Regions from separate parts of the Homo sapiens genome. Here region 1 is linked to region 2. A link is an interaction called in ENCODE POLR2A ChIA-PET data of the cell type or tissue named here. Cell type or tissue: GM12878. All regions are shown on one strand. Each heading gives the region's core, and the rest is flanking DNA. Links, peaks and the distances in the headings are about the cores only.

Evidence for each region. Peaks named below come from ENCODE experiments on the same cell type or tissue, not always from the same donor. Only the 100,000 strongest peaks of a DNase experiment are listed, where the experiment ranks them.
Region 1: POLR2A ChIA-PET joins it to region 2 with 8 read pairs; 4 of 35 experiments call an interaction of 5 or more read pairs at or near these places.

Annotation. Positions count from the first base shown.
Region 1 is chr9:98,015,771-98,018,682 of GRCh38, forward strand. ANP32B (acidic nuclear phosphoprotein 32 family member B) reads left to right here. Exons shown (of 7, transcript NM_006401.3): 7 at 1-173. Among named protein-coding and RNA genes, the nearest start is that of ANP32B, 34 kb to the left of the region's middle. In GM12878, for the core only: no CTCF peak of the experiment used is centred there; no DNase peak of the experiment used is centred there.
Region 2 is chr9:98,107,285-98,110,196 of GRCh38, forward strand. TRIM14 (tripartite motif containing 14) reads right to left here. Exons shown (of 6, transcript NM_014788.4): 2 at 2,605-2,700. Among named protein-coding and RNA genes, the nearest start is that of TRIM14, 10 kb to the right of the region's middle. In GM12878, for the core only: no CTCF peak of the experiment used is centred there; a DNase peak (open chromatin) is centred at 1,447; H3K4me3 peaks cover 842 bases; H3K27ac peaks cover 2,500 bases.

The DNA of each region.
Region 1 (2,912 bases), core at 107-2,606, 92 kb before region 2:
CTGTACAACAAAAAAGCTTTGTAAATAAAATCTTAACATTTTGGGTCTGTTTTTTCATGCTTTGCTTTTTAATTATTATTATTATTTTTTTTACATTAGGACATTTTATGTGACAACTGCCAAAAAAGTATTTTTAAGAATTTAAGCGAAATAAACAGTTACTCTTTGGTAAAGCCTAGTTGTATGCTTACATTTTTAAATTATACTCTCATTGTAAGCTCATGTTAAAACACCAAAGAACTGGTTTATTTGGCATTTTTATATTAGTAGTTGTTGAGGGGAATTGCACAAGTGTGTAGGATCTTTGAGCATTTAGATCAAATCCTCATTGATAACTGGGAGTAAATGAAGCATACTTTAAAAAATAACGTTCAAAATGGAATACTCTGGGGCCCTGAAAACCAGTAAAATGTTAGGTTCAAGTATTATGTGAATTAAGGGAAAGAAGATAGTGTAAAGCAAAAGGCCTTCACCAGAATCCCAAGAGATCTGAATTCTAGTTCTGGCTCTGCCACTGATTTTCTGTGTGACCTTGTGTTGACTCTGGGTCACCACCCAGTCTGGAAAATTGAAGGGGTGTGACCAAATGGCTTCTGAAGTCACTTGTAGCACTGATGTTCTGTGACCCTTGCTGACAGGAAGGTCTGAAGAGAAAAATGGGCTTTCCACTAGTCTGAAGCATGTAGGGTTTGACTGATGGGTGAACACAGTATGGTTTGTTGCCAAGACAGGCGTGAAAAGGGGGAATGACATGTGAAAAGCCTCACCAAGCAGTGGGTAGGCACTGCCTGAGGTCAACTCAGGTTTTCCATAAGATGGAAATTTTCTCTATTCTTACAGATCTTAAAGGGATTTGAGAAAGGAGGATATTCTGTCTGTATTCAGTGATTAACCGTTTAGCGAAAATAGATGTATGACTGCATTATCAATACAGTTTTTTATAGTGGAAGATTTAAGGATTGTTTCAGTAAATTTTAGCTTATAGCTGCTGGAATGAGTGAGGTTTTTGATGCATGTAAATGCAATATGTAAAATTGGAATCTAATTTGAATTTATAACAAGTCACAGTCTCTATGGAGCCCCCAAATACTGTACTTTAAAATCAAAATCTCCCATAGACTTTAAAATGGAGTTTCTTTTTTGCAAAGAAAATCCAAGAAAATTTGATTTCTGATTTTACAGGTATTACACATCATTTTCCCCAACCATAAGGCCATTTTGGCAAACCTTCAATACATTGTAAAATGGTTTCTTCTGTAGCCTAAGTGTGTCCTTAAGGTTTTGCTTATTTGTCAAATATCAAACACAGTAACTTTGAGTGATTATTTTTCCCGGTTTGTTGTTGTTGTTGTTGTTTTTAGTTGTTTTTTAAAGTTTACAGAACTTCCCAGTATCTACCAAGCCTGTAGGATATGCCAGGCTTATTGGCTGGGCAAAAGGGAAGGGAATTGGGTTAAAAAGACAAGCCAGCCCTTGGTGCTCATAGTAACTAGTCAGGAAGAAAAGACATCAACACAAGTAATATTTACTAGGACCTAGGAGCAAGAGGTTTAGGTAAGTTTTAGTGTAGCTCAGAGGCTGGAGAGATGGCACCCAACCTGGAGGGAGGGAAGCTTCTTAGAAAAGAAAGTACTTCAGCTGCACATGCAAGTGTGAATAGCGTCTATAAATAGGAATAGAGAGAGAAGGGAGTATCTTGGTGAGCAGAGGTTAAAGGTAGGAAACTGCTGAGTACAGTTAGATACAAGTAGATTTGACAACACATGAATAGATGATAATACTGGACAAGTCATTTGGGCTCTTGTAGGGGGCCTTGAAGGTCAAAGCCTTTTTGTGCATTATAGTAAAATATTGATGTCACCTGTATGTGGCCAGTGAAGATGCCTTTGACATGGTCCTCAGAGAAGCAAGCTGTTTGGTGATGAGGTCACACAGCAGACTATTTTTGGAGTTGTCTCCCATCTGAAGGAGAACATTGAGAGGGTTTGCTTCCAGCTTCTGCAGTAAGTTTAGTTATAAAATGTCTGAGCTGGGTGGCAGCTATGATGGGCTAGATGACTGGTCCTGACTAGCTGCTCCGAGGTTGGTGGAGGTGTGTTCTACATACACACCTACATGTGTGATACATTGGTATGCCATCTTTTTGAAGCTATTTTCTTTTTTCTTTTTTTTTTTTTTTTGAGATGGGAGTCTTCGCTGTCGCCCAGGCTGACATGTAGTGGCACAATCTTGGCTCACTGCAACCTCCGCCTCCTGGGTTCAAGCAATTCTCCTGTCTCAGCCTCCCGAGTAGCTGGGACTACAGGCGCCCGCCACCACGCCTGGCTAATTTTTGTATTTTTAGTAGAGACGAGGTTTCAACATACTGGTCAGGCTGGTCTTGAACTCTCCTGACCTCAGGTGATCCACCCACCTTGGCCTCCCAAAGTGCCAGAATTACAGGTGTGAGCCACTGTGCCCGGTCCATGGCGCCCTGTTTTCAACCTCTGCTCTTACCTTTAGTTCACTCCTCTTTCAGGAGTCCAGCACCTGAAGAATGATAGTGGCCAGCGTGGAAATGCACAAACCACCTTGTGTAAGATACTGCACCCTACCCGCTCCTGTATCACCACCACCAGGACTCCTGGTACATACTCCAGGACAGATACAGGAGAGTTGAGTCGTCCTGTTCCTGGCATTCCTATCTGGGCTACACTACCTACCCCATCGCCAGAGAAAGGTGAGACAGAAGCACAAAGTGGTTGTACACTATGCTATGACCTTCCAGTTTTCTCCAGCTCTGTTGCATTGTGCTGCCATCAATTTTAATGAGCCTGATGATACCGCCGTGTTGACAGTTTGGAAAGGGAATCAAGTTACTAGTAGACTTAAGCTGCAGCCAGCCAAACAGTTGCTCTGCAGGAAAATCACCA
Region 2 (2,912 bases), core at 306-2,805:
GGCATCTAACACAGATAAATGAAAACTTATGTCCGCACAGAAACCTGGACACAACTGTTCAAAGAAGCCTTATTTGCAATAGCCCTAGACTGTACCAAACAGCCTACAATAGGTAAATGGTTTAAAAAACCTCTATGGTACATGCATACTATCGGATTAGTGGAATATTACTACTCAGCAATACATGGGAATGAACTAGTGGTTCTTGCAACAACTTGGGTGGATCCCAAGGGCATTCTGCTGAGTGAAAAATACCTCAAAAGATCATTTTCCATTTTTATGACATTTTCAAATGCAACAATTATCAAACAAATTAATAATTGCCAGGGGTTAGGGATTGGTCGGGGGGATACAGTGGGTAGGGAGGTGACCATAAAGGTGTAGGTAGATTTTTTTTTTTAAGATGGAGTCTCGCTCTGTCATCCAGGCTGGAGTACAGAGGCATGATCTTGGCTCACTGCAACCTCCACCTCCTGGGTTCAAGCGATCCTCCCACCTCAGCCTTCTGAGTAGCTTGGATTATAGGCGCCACCATTCCCGGCATTTTTTTGTATTTTTTTTTTAGTAGAGATGGGGTTTCAACATGATGGCCAGGCTGGTCTCGAACTCCTGACCTCAAATGATCTGCCTGCCTCAGCCTACCAAAGTGCTGGGATTACAGGCATGAGCCACCTCGCTTGGCCTAGAAGAAGGTAGAACTTGGCAGTGATGGAATAGCCTGCATTTTGATTGCAGTGGTGGTTATGCAAATCTATACATGTGATAAGTTGACATAAAACTATACACACATACCATCCTTTTTTTTTTTTTTTTTGGATAGTGTGCTATAGTTATGTAACAAGTAACCCTTGGGGCAAACTAGGTCAAGGTACACAAAACTCTACTATTTTTGCAACTTCCTCTAAATCTATAAAAAGTTAAAAAGTTAGTTGGGGAAAGGGTCAAGAGAAAGAGAACCATGGCTTAGATTAAGCTGAAACCTACCCCAGGCCATCCCTCAGGCCAAGCTTATCCAACCTGCAGCCTGTGGGCCGCATGTGGCCCAGCACAGCTTTGAATGTGGCACAACACAAATTTGTAAACTTTCTTAAAACATCATGAGTTTTTTGGATATTTTTTTTTTCTTTAGCTCATCAGCTATTGTTAGTGTTAGTGTATTTTATGTGTGGCCCAAGACAATTCTTCCAGTGTGGCCTGGGGAAGACTAGACCCTCCACATGGGTCCTAATTCTTGGGGGCCCTCAAACCATATCTGCTCAGGCATTTGCAGACAGGGAGCCTGATCTTCAGGCCTCCCCACAACCCTTCCAACGTGACAGCTTTCACTTTCTAAATCCTTTGGTACTGTCTATCTCCTAGCCCAGAGTTCTGCTTGTGAAGACATGAGAGACACTATTAAGCTGGGACCACAGGTGTGAACTACAAACGTCTTCAGGGTACTGGCAAACTGTCATGAAGACAACTGACAGAGAATGGACTTTAGGCAAATGTGGGAGCCAATTCTGTGGCCTGGCCTGGTCACAGGAGAAACTGGGTGCCAGCTTCTCCCATGGTCACAGCCACTCCTCCTCTTGTGTGAATCAGTCAGGGGTTCCTTTTTTTTTTTTTTTTTTGATAGGGTTTTGCTCTGTTGCCCAGGCTGGAGCACAGTGACGTGATCCTAGGTCACTGCAGTCTCAAGCTTCAGGGCTCAAGCGATCTTCCCACCCCAGCCTCTGAAACAGCTGGGACTGCAGGCGTGCACCACCATACCTGGCTATTTTATTTTATTTATTTTTAGTAGAGATGGGAGTCTCACTATCTTGCCTAGGCTGGTCTCGAACTCCTGGGCTCAAGTGATCCTCCAGCCTTGGCCTCCCAAAGTGCAGAGCAGGGGTTCTTCCAGCTCTCAGTGGGGCAGGCCCCAGGAGGGCCTCCCACCCCAGCCCTCACTGCGAGGAGGGAGCAACAGAGGATGAAGGGGAGGAGGGAGCAACAGAGGATGAAAGGGGGAGGGAGCAACAGGATGAAAGGGGGAGGGAGCAACGGAGGATGCAAGGGGAAATGACCAGCCCCTGAGGCCCTAAAAACACAACAACTTTGTCATGTCAAAATGGTTACTTAGAATAACATCAGCCTCAAGTTCCCATTCAAAATCCACAGAGAATCCACTCAAACATCATTATGAAAGGAGAGTGAAGAAAGTACCTATTTGTGGAACAGATCTTACCCTACTTGCTTTCTTTCAGCATGGCAGTGGAATTAAAGAGATATCTGCATATTCCTTAAGCTGTGTTTTGCTTTGTTTAAGGCAATTTGGGATAATGGGCTAATTCCTCCAAGAGACTGGCAGATGACACTAAGGAACCAGAGATTTGCCACAAAGCAAAGGAAACCGGAGCTCAGGGCCCCTCACTTGCAGAGCCCCTTCATGGTCTTGCACCTAATTTTGTCTGTAATTTTGTGTTCTTTTTCTAAAGAACCCTGAATTATAGAAGCTCCAGGCCCCACCATCTGCCCCTTCGCAGTTGGTTTTTATTTTCATTGGCTCCATATTGGGGGTCCCTTTTGTCTGGGGGGAAATGTGGGTCTTTCCATGGGTATGAGGAAGAAATGTCCACTTGCCTTGAGCTTCTCGGTGGCATCTTCTATCTGGGTTATGTTGTCAATGTGCTGCTGCTTCTTGATTGCCAGCTGCTTTAAACATTCTTGGCTGAGTTTCTGTACAGGAGGGAGTTAGGAAAAAAGTCGTAATACTGTCACTTTCCAAATAACAGGCCCCCCACAGGGGTCACCTCCTCTTACCCTTGTATTCTTTTCCAATGGAGGCATCTGAAGGTGAGGTAACTTGCCCAAAGTCATATGGCAAGTTGGTGGATGAGCTGGGACTAGGACATCTCTGATCCTCGGAGGTCCACATCAGGTATGCCTCT